Linked DNA regions of Homo sapiens: region 2 is linked to region 1. A link is a contact called in ENCODE Hi-C or POLR2A ChIA-PET data. All regions are on one chromosome and are shown on one strand. Each heading gives the region's core, a stretch centred on a gene start or an enhancer-like site at or near the end of the contact. The rest is flanking DNA. Distances are from core to core; before and after follow the strand shown. Region 1 overlaps IL1RL2 (interleukin 1 receptor like 2). Region 2 has its middle 60 kb from the start of IL1R1.

What was found. Hi-C counts contacts between places; a loop is a spot of excess contacts on that map. ChIA-PET counts read pairs that join two places held with the same protein, here RNA polymerase II (POLR2A). Pooled maps may share reads with other maps.
Region 2: a map of CD14-positive monocyte shows a loop between it and region 1 (3-fold over the local background). The contact joins two enhancer-like sites. A Hi-C loop is called at or near these places in 6 of 168 maps with a recorded cell type or tissue (CD14-positive monocyte, GM12878, PC-9 and 2 more), 18 of 37 single-sample maps with no recorded cell type and 22 of 50 pooled maps. POLR2A ChIA-PET finds 5 or more read pairs at or near these places in 9 of 52 experiments (A549, AG04450, CD4-positive, alpha-beta T cell and 6 more).

What each region holds. Positions count from the first base shown.
Region 1 is chr2:102,238,153-102,242,856 of GRCh38, reverse strand. It overlaps IL1RL2 (interleukin 1 receptor like 2), which reads right to left. Exons shown (of 12, transcript NM_003854.4): 12 at 2,855-3,665. The coding sequence ends at 3,616. Among named protein-coding and RNA genes, the nearest start is that of IL1RL2, 53 kb to the right of the region's middle. RefSeq lists a silencer at 1,795-1,854 and enhancers at 1,794-2,088, 3,943-4,704. Within about 2 kb of position 1,861, at least 20 of the 41 ENCODE cell types and tissues checked have a DNase peak (open chromatin) inside an H3K27ac peak, as active enhancers do; they include CD14-positive monocyte, where a contact is called at or near this core.
Region 2 is chr2:102,080,270-102,084,765 of GRCh38, reverse strand. It overlaps a transcript of IL1R1 not described here. Among named protein-coding and RNA genes, the nearest start is that of IL1R1, 60 kb to the left of the region's middle. Within about 2 kb of position 1,830, at least 24 of the 41 ENCODE cell types and tissues checked have a DNase peak (open chromatin) inside an H3K27ac peak, as active enhancers do; they include CD14-positive monocyte, where a contact is called at or near this core.

The sequences.
Region 1 (4,704 bases), core at 612-3,111:
TTTGTTTGTAAAAGTAACAAATAGAACAAACCTAAACATCCATGTGATGGTTTACCTTATATGTCAACTTGCCTGGGCTGAAGGATGCCCAGATTAAACATTATTTATGGACGTGTCTGTAAGGGTGTTTCAGCGGAGATTAGCGCAGGAATCAATGGACTCAGTAAGACAGTGAGCCTTCCCCAGAGCAGGTGGGCATCATCCAAATCCCTTCAAGGCCTGAATAGAACAAAAAGCAGAAGAAGGAGGAATTCTTCTCCACCCCTTTTCAAGATCTGCCTCACTCACTGCTTGAGCTGAACCATCTCATCTTCTGCCTTCAGACCGGGATTTATATCATCAGCGCCACTGGTTCTCAGGGTGTTGGACTCCAACTAAAGAAATATTTCACTGGCCTTCCTGGGTCTCCAGCCCACAGAGAGTGGATTGTGGGCCTTCTCAGCCTCCATGATCATGGGAGACAGTTCTTAATTTTGTATATATATAAAAGTCATATTGATTCTGTTTCTCTAGAAAACCCTGACTAACGCAATTCATAAATCTAAGATTGGTATTGCAAGATCAAATCTATGTGAATATTCATATATACACCAAAAGGATAATGAATATTTTTATAACTTCCTGTTTTCATAAATTTACCCAATGAGCAAATAATCAGGGAGGAAAAAGCTGTTTATATTTTGAAAGCAAAACAAAAATCTCCATCCTTAGTTTCATCCGGCTCTTCAGAATAGCCAGGATGTCTTATTTCACAGCAGACTTGCGTAAGTGTCTGAGGGTTGCGAGTTTCTTTGTTTTTAAAAATTTTTTTAACTGCTCTATGTTTTCATGAATGAACTTCACTCATGGGCAGTCTTGTTTCACAAACTCATGTCCTCCACCACTCCCTGCACTGGATTATTTTGAAGTAAATCCGAGACATCATAGTATTTCATTCACAAATGTTTCAGTATGTCACCTCTAACACATAAGATGCTTTTAGAAACATAACAATGCTACCATTATCATGCCTAACAATTTAAAAGGAATGCTGTAACATCGTGAAATACCCAGCCGGTGATACACTTCCCTGGGGCCATGTCTAACAACTGTGTTACCCCTGGGTGGGTTATCTAATCTCTTACACACTTACTTTCTTCATTTTAAAATGGAGAGGATATAGGATAATTGACTGTTAATGAGATAATGTACTTAAAGAGCTTAGCTTAGGGTCTGTCTGGCACATGGTAAATGCCCCCCTACCTGGCGGCATCAGATCATTTGTGATGTTACACACATTTTCCGTTCACCGGGCTTTTGTACGAATTAATCCTTACTTTGTAAATGTCCTGTTCATATTCTCTGGCCCTTTTTGTAGTGGGCAATAAGGATACCAACATTGTATTATCCCTTTTTTACAGAGGAAGAAACTGGGGCACAGGGTTTTTGACTTGCAAGAGGGATTTAGCTAGCATACTCCCTCAGCAAGTGGTTGAGTTGTGACTGGAGTCCAGGGGCCCGACGCCAGGGCCACCTCTCTGAAATCCCTATGACCGCAGTCCCCTCTTGCGAGCACATAGTAAACAGGGCCTGCTGATCCCCACTCACCACCCTTGGACAGACTGCGACAGTCTCAGAAGCCCAAGAGTTAGGAACACATTCGAAAATGGCACTATCTCCACCTTCTCAGCAGCCGAAAAAGAAGAAAGATATCCTTGGCCTTAAGTTGGAGAGCCCCGAGAAGGTAATGTGTGCACCCCGGGATGCCCGCCCACCTGTAAGTCTCCATTCTGGCCGCCTAGGTAGGTTGCGGCAGCCTGAACGGGGCTCTGTGAGCTTCGGGCTGGACAGCGGTTCCTCAGCAGCCACTAGAGGGCGCAATGGCGCCGTAGGCAGGCACCGAAGTCCTTGTTTGCCGAGCTCAGGCGTGACCTTGTTTGTCCTGTGTCTCAAGAGAGGAAATGTTCATCTCTTTCTCAAGGTCCTTCACCCAGTGAGCTGCTTTCTTTTCCTCTTGATGTCATCCTTTTACACAGGCAGGAAATTATGTTCACTTCTACTATCCTGTGGTCATTTAAAACCACAAACAAAGCTGATTGACCAGGAAGTCAGATAATTAAAAGAGCCATAAGTTCTTGATAAAGCCTTGTTGATTGAAGAAAGCAAAGTAGCCAAAGTATCGTGATTGACAGGGGGACCAGCAGCCTGAGAGGCTGAGCTCTCCAGATTGCAGTGGAAAGGCATAAGTTGGTTATTAAAACAAGTTGGCGAGCTGTGACCAGCATTTTGAAAAATTGAGCTAGACTTGAACAAAATAGAACAAATAACATAGAACAGAGCTTTTTCCATTCCGTGTGTGCATACTGAGTTGCTTACTAAATTATGTTTCTCACTGTACTTCAAAGTTTTAAAAATATGAAAGCCTTGACCGGGCTCGGTGGCTCATGCTTGTAATCCCAGCCTCGGTGACAAAAGCGAAACTCTGTCTCAAAAAAAAAAAAAAAAAAAAAAAAAAAGGAGGAGAAGAAGAAATTTGGAGAAATGAGGCCATCAGAGAGGATGAGAGGACGAAAATATTCATCAGGACATAAAGCTTTGGTGGCTGTCAGACTGAGAAACAGTCCATCTACTAAGTGTGGGGAAAAAAAGCTATTGTGCATGACCCTCATGTTTCTCTATAGCCTCAATCACAGGTTGGGTTTTGCCCAACTTTTCAGTGGACCACACCACGAAGGTAGTGGATTTAAGGTGAAAAATATTTGAATGTTGACAAGCTAATTGTCAGATGATTTTAGCAGAAATCAGTTTTCATTATTTAAACTGATAAGAAAATGTTTGTGATTTTGACAGGCATGGTAAACAAACAAAATTGTGATTTATGTTGCTCAAATGAGAATAAAATTTATTTCACAAATTACTGATATTTTTAACATTTACAGTTTAATTGTTCATTGTGGAAAAACAGAGAAAAGGGCATACGCTGTCCAAGCACAGGCTTCCATGTGGGCTCAGCCCACCATGACATGGGGATGAATCCCAACTCTCACCCACCATGACAGGTGATCCCCCCAGCTCTCACCCACCATGACAGGTGATCCCCCAAGATCTCACCCACCATGACATGGTGATTCCCCCAGCTCTCATCCACCATGACGTGGGGATACCCCCCAGATCTCGCCCACCATGACATGGGGATGCTCCCAGCTCTCACCCACCATGATGTAGGGATACCCCCAGCTCTCACCCACTATGACCATGTGGATGACCACCCGCCCTCACCCACCATGACACAGGGATACCCCCAGATCTCACCCACCATGACATGGGGATGCTCCGAGCTCTCACCCACCATGACTTGGGGATGCCTCCCCCGACCAGCCCTCACCCTCCATGACCATGGGGATAACCCCCAGCTCTCACCCTCCATGACCACGGGGATGGCCCCAGCTCTCACCCACCATGACATGGGGATGGCCCCAGTTCTTATCCCATCCTCCTCTTCTCTACGCCTGAGCTCAACTGGGTGTCTAGAATGCTAACCCTAGCCTCATCCTGCAGCAGAAAATAGGTGTAGGAATGAGGAGACATGGAGCAAAACAAGTCATCTTCCAGCCATAGGTGTCAGTCCAGCAAGTCTTAGCCAGTCGTGAGAGTACACTTCTTTCTTCTTGAGCCTAGTTCTGGGCCTGAAATCAGGAAAGATCTATTTACTCCTTTTCTGATGTGGTGGGAGATGGGGGCTGATAAGGAAACCTGCCATGGGAATGCGAAAACCTCCACCTTGCCGTCAGTTCATCTGGTGGTATATCCCTGAGGCTTCCATTTCTCTTGGGTTATCTTTGCAAGGTGGTTATGCCAGAGGATCACAGGTGAGCAGTGTCAACTCTCACCTTTCCTATAAGAGCCCCAGAGGAAAGGTGAATTTGGATGACAAGAGCCAGGGCTCTGAGGTCCTTCTCAAGTGGAGAGCTCCTCTCCAGGGACAGCCTGGGAGATGAGGGTGGAATTGTATTAGTGAACAGCAGCATTTCTCAGAAGTTCCTGGGTGTATGGGAGGGGACATCCACACACAGAGTTCCCATCTCCCAGAATAATATTACTACTGGAGATGTGTGGCCTCTAACATTCAGACCCAGCAGCCACCACTCCTAAAGCCAGCATCACCCTCTGTAGCTCACTCCAGACCTCATCTGGAACAGCCTCTGTTCTTCAAGGAAACCAGGAAGGAATTTTCCACTTTACACAGCCCCAGATCAATACCAAACAAGCATGTGTTAGAGGGAAGTTTATAAATAAAAAACAGGACCAAGTGCCGAGGAAAGGTCAACCAACCATGACGTGGCAGGAAGTGGTCTGCGTCACTATGGGGTGCTGATGGGTGTGGGGGGCCCTGGGGACTGAGGCTCCCTGAGCACATTCCATATTTTGGCAGGCCAGCTCCTCATGGCATCCCACGGTTTGCCAAGCACTTTTCACATGTATATCTTCATCTTGCTTGGTCCTCCGGGGAAAGACCACACCTTCCCGGTCCCTTTATTTAATGTGACTGGGTCTTTCCCAGGGCCTCTCTCATGAGCCGACTCAGGGTATTTGAGGGGAGATACCAAAGGTAGTGGGTTTTGTGGCTGACTCAGTCATTATGGGAAGGTGAATGTAAAGGTAACCCAGCGACTCAGCACCTGTATTTCACCTCTCTGGTCCAATCTCCGCTCGCAGCCCTACCTC
Region 2 (4,496 bases), core at 581-3,080, 160 kb after region 1:
ATTTCACTCACAGGTACAAGACCAACAGAAAATAGTAGAAATGTCAACCAAAGTATGTATACAAAAATACTCATAGCAGCCCTATATTTATTAGCCAAAAACCAGAAACTATCCAAATGTTCATCAGCAGTACAATGTATTAATAAATCATAGCATATTCACAAAATATGATTTTGTGAAAATTAATTTAGTTGCCCATGATGAGTTCACTGTTCTGTGTATGCATTATACTTCATTTAAAAGTTTGAAAAGATCCATATTATGTATAAGACTGGTTAACTTTGTACGGGGCGATAAAATCATATCATCTTTGGGGATAATTTCTCAACCAGGATTTTTACTACTGTGAGTTGATTCCGAGCAACCTCTATTATTACAGGGCTGTACGCTGTGTGTATTTATTTTAGTTATTGATTGTGTCAAACCAGACCACCAGGCCATAAAAGAATCATTATTTTGCTGCATTTCCATGTTTAGAACAAATGCCTCTTTTTCCAGCATTCCTGGGAACCAAGGAGGAAACGCACAAAAGATGTCAACGGGCTGTCTTTAGTTTAACTGAGCTTCATTTTACTGGATTTTTTGGTTAGGGTTTTTGTATGGCCTTTCTCATTTGCGCCTCACATTATAACTGCTACATCTTAGTTTTGCAAACAAGAAAATTGAGATTGCGAGAGATTCAGAGTCGCAAGAGATTCAGAGTCGCAAGAGATTCAGAGTCGCTATGAGGCCTTGGTCAAGACCACAGAGCTAAAAGGCAGGGCAAAAACAAAATTAATATTTAGCTAAAGCACATATTGCTATTTCCACTTTTTTTTTTTTGAGGCGGAGTCTTGCTCAGTCGCTTAAGCTGGAGTGCAGTGGCGTGATCTCGGCTCACTGCAACCTCTGCCTCCCAGGTTCAAGCAATTCTCCTGCCTCAGCCTCCTGAGTAGCTGGGATTACAGGCGCCCATCACCATGCCTGGCTAATTTTTGTATTTTTAGTAGAGATGGGGTTTCACCATATTGGTCAGGCTGGTCTTGAACTCCTGACCTCGTGATCCACCTGCCTCGGCGTCCCAAAGTGCTGGGATTGCAGGTGTGAGCCACCACACCTGGCCGATATTTCCACTTTTAAAAAGCATTAGCACAGCTTGTAATTGTTTCTAAGTACCTACTAACTATAGTTTTAGGTACTAGAGGAAAACTCCTAAGTGTGTCATCAGGTGTCAGAACAGAGGGACCCAAGGATGGAAGAGCCCGTATCTGTTTGTGTCAAGGCCAGCTCAGGGATTACCCTTGACCACTCAGACATTCCAGCTACTTCATGAAAGAGAACTAGTAGGATTACACACAAGGGAACAATATTACTTCACCCAGAAATACCTCGGCACTCTGGGGAACACACCATCCATCTGGGGAGAAGGTACCTACCCAAAAGGAAAAAAAAAGTTCTATTCTAGACACTGTCAGTACGAGTCATCAGCTGATGTGTGGAGAATTACATCTACCTTGCATTTTTTTCCAAACACCCACTCAAAGAAAGTGTCCTCTGAAGTGTGGAAATGAGTCAGTGCATGAATCTCACTTTCCTGATGTGGCCCTAGACCTTCTTAGAGTTTAGAGTAGGACTAAGTGTCCTCAGGAAATCAGTCAGCACTTGCTGGGTGCAGAAAATCCCTTCATGCGGAGCATCAGGGGTGCAAAGTCACGTGCCAGCCCTACAGAAGCTTACCATCCCATTGGAGTGGCCCCCTCTGGTCCTCATGACCAGGAATCCTGATGTTTTTGACATTGTTCCTGTTCGTTCATAAAATTGGCTGAGGTCCAAACCTCAGCCTTGAGTACAGTCCCTGAGAGGAAGTTGTTCTTCATACACAAAGCTCTGGTTTCCTAACATGCTTAGTGATTAGAAAAATTTTAAAACTCTTAACAATCTCTGAGAGTACCCAGCCAGCGAGGTTACAGCGAGGCTAGCAGCTCTCATTTGCACTGACCGAGCAACAGTCTACAACATCTCCCAGCAACAAATAGCTCAGTGAAGACAGCCCTGCTGATGGCATGCTCGCTTGAAATATTTAAAAAAGAGAGAGAAAGAGAAATACTATGGCACAATAAGACTCTCTGTCTCCAGGGCGTTTGTTCTGTTTTGTTTTGTTTGATGAAGCAGTTTGAATAAGAAAAATCAAGAAAACCACTACTTCCGTTATCACCTACCTCATGTTAAGTGCATGGAATTATCATGACACTATTCCTAAGAAACTACTTTTACTTTATGCTGATTCTGAAGTTCTTATACCAAGTAAATTAATGATGTTTGAAAACAAAAAGAAAGCAAATGTCCCACCTCAATCCAAAACATTCCAAGATGCACTATACATCCTTGGCTTTAGAACAAACAAGATAATCCTTTTTGAGAAGATTATCAGCAATTTTTTTCTCTTGTGTTTTTCTAACAAACAAAATGGATCACATGGCAAATATATCTCCAGAAATAATATTTAAATTAAAGGATTAGATTTATCCTTTAATTTATCCTTTAATTTATATTTATCCTTTAATTTAATCTAAATTAAAGGATTAATTAAGGCAATGTATAGGAAGGGAAGCAGAGACAAAGATAGTTATAAAGCCAAGAAGGAACAGGAGAACATTTGAAGAAGGAAAGGGAGGACGAGGAAATGAAGAAAACCTGGAAGTGAATGCCAAGGTGTTAGGTTATTTGCCCACATCAACTGACTTAGCAGCTCCAGAGGTGGGACCTAGGAATCTGTGCCCTCCAGGTATTCTGAGGCAGGCTAACATTTGATAAACAATAAACGAAAATGCTCTGTAGCCCATGTTTTAACTTCTTTAAAAGTAGAACTGCCTTTACTCTCTTTCATTCTTCCAAAGCATCCCAGGCAAATGGGCCATTGATAATGATGACTGATGACTGGGTAGTTCATCTCACAGCCACCAACGTAATCAAGAGAGGAAGCCACTGGAGTTGCTCAACCATTAAGCCCAAATCCACTATCAAACTGAAGCCATTAGGACTTCCAGTGTAGCCTGCAACACATGTGTTTCTCTGATATTCAGATGAGAATCAAGTCGCCATTCAGGCCTAATTCGCCTTCGCCTTCTAAACAGGGTGGGGGCAAATCCCCTAGCCCTTTTCTTTGTCAGGAAGCTGGATATTCACTGATAGATGGGGTGCTTTTCAAACCACTGACCCCAGGACAGGGAAGGAGCTGTTATTTCCTGTCCCTTGTACAGTTAGTCTAACTCAATCCTCATTCGTACTCTAGAATGAAAACTTGATCATTTGTAGAGCAATGCCTGAAACCACCGTGGAGCCAGGCTGGTAGATGCCCTGGTACATTGCAGGTTGGAAGATTATTTCCATGGATCTTGGGAGAGCACCAGATGCAGGCCATTGGGTGTGGTTCAAACTCTTCCATCCCAGGCTCCCTTAGCTGGTTGTAACTAATTCAGCATATTTCTGCAGGATTTGCAAAAATCTCTACAGTTAGAAATAGATACTCTCATATATTCTTATTTTAATGAGAATTTTATTGAGATGTCATTCACACAGCATAAAATTACCCTTTTAAAAGTGTACAATTCAAAGGGTTTCAGTATATTCATAGAGTTGCGCACCCATCACCACTATCCAATTTCAGAGCATTTTCATCACCCCCAAAAGAAACTTCATACTCATTAGCAATCACTCTTCGTTCCCCTTTCTTCTAGCCCCTGGCAATCTATATACTACTTTCTGATTCTATAAATTTGCTTATTCTAAGCATTCCATATAAATGGAATTATACAATGTGTGGGCTTCTGTAACTAGCTCCTCTCACTTAGCATAATGCTTTCAAGGTTCCTCTATGTTGTACTGTGTATAGGTAGTACTTCACTCCTTTCCATGGCTGAATAATATTCCGTTGTTTGGATATACTGCATATTGTTAATCCATTCATCCATTAATGGACATTTGGGTTGTTTCTATGTTTTGGCTATTTTGAATAATGTTGCTATGAAAATTGGTGTACAGATTTTTGTGTTGTTAATTATGTCACATAGATACCTAGGAGTGGAATTGCTGAGTCATATGGCAACTCTATGTTGAACATTTCAAAGAACCACAAACTATTTTAAAAGTAGCTGTACCATCTTACATTCCTTCCAGTAATAAATGAGTGTACCAGTTTCTCTATGTCCTCACTAACATTTATTATTTCTGGCCTCTTTCATCCCGTCATTCTAGTGGATGGCATCTTAGTATGTTTTGCTTTGCGTTTGCTAATGACCAGTAATGTCGAGCATCTTTTAATGTGCTTAGCAACCCTTTATCTATCTTCTTCAGCGAAATGTCCATTCAAATCTTTTGCTCACTTTTTAATTGGGTTGTCTTTTTATTGTTAATTTATCAGAGATTTGTGCATATTATGGATACAAGTTCATTATCAGATAATTTGCCAATATTTTATCCCACTCCATGAGCTATATTTTCACTTTCTTAAGAGAGTA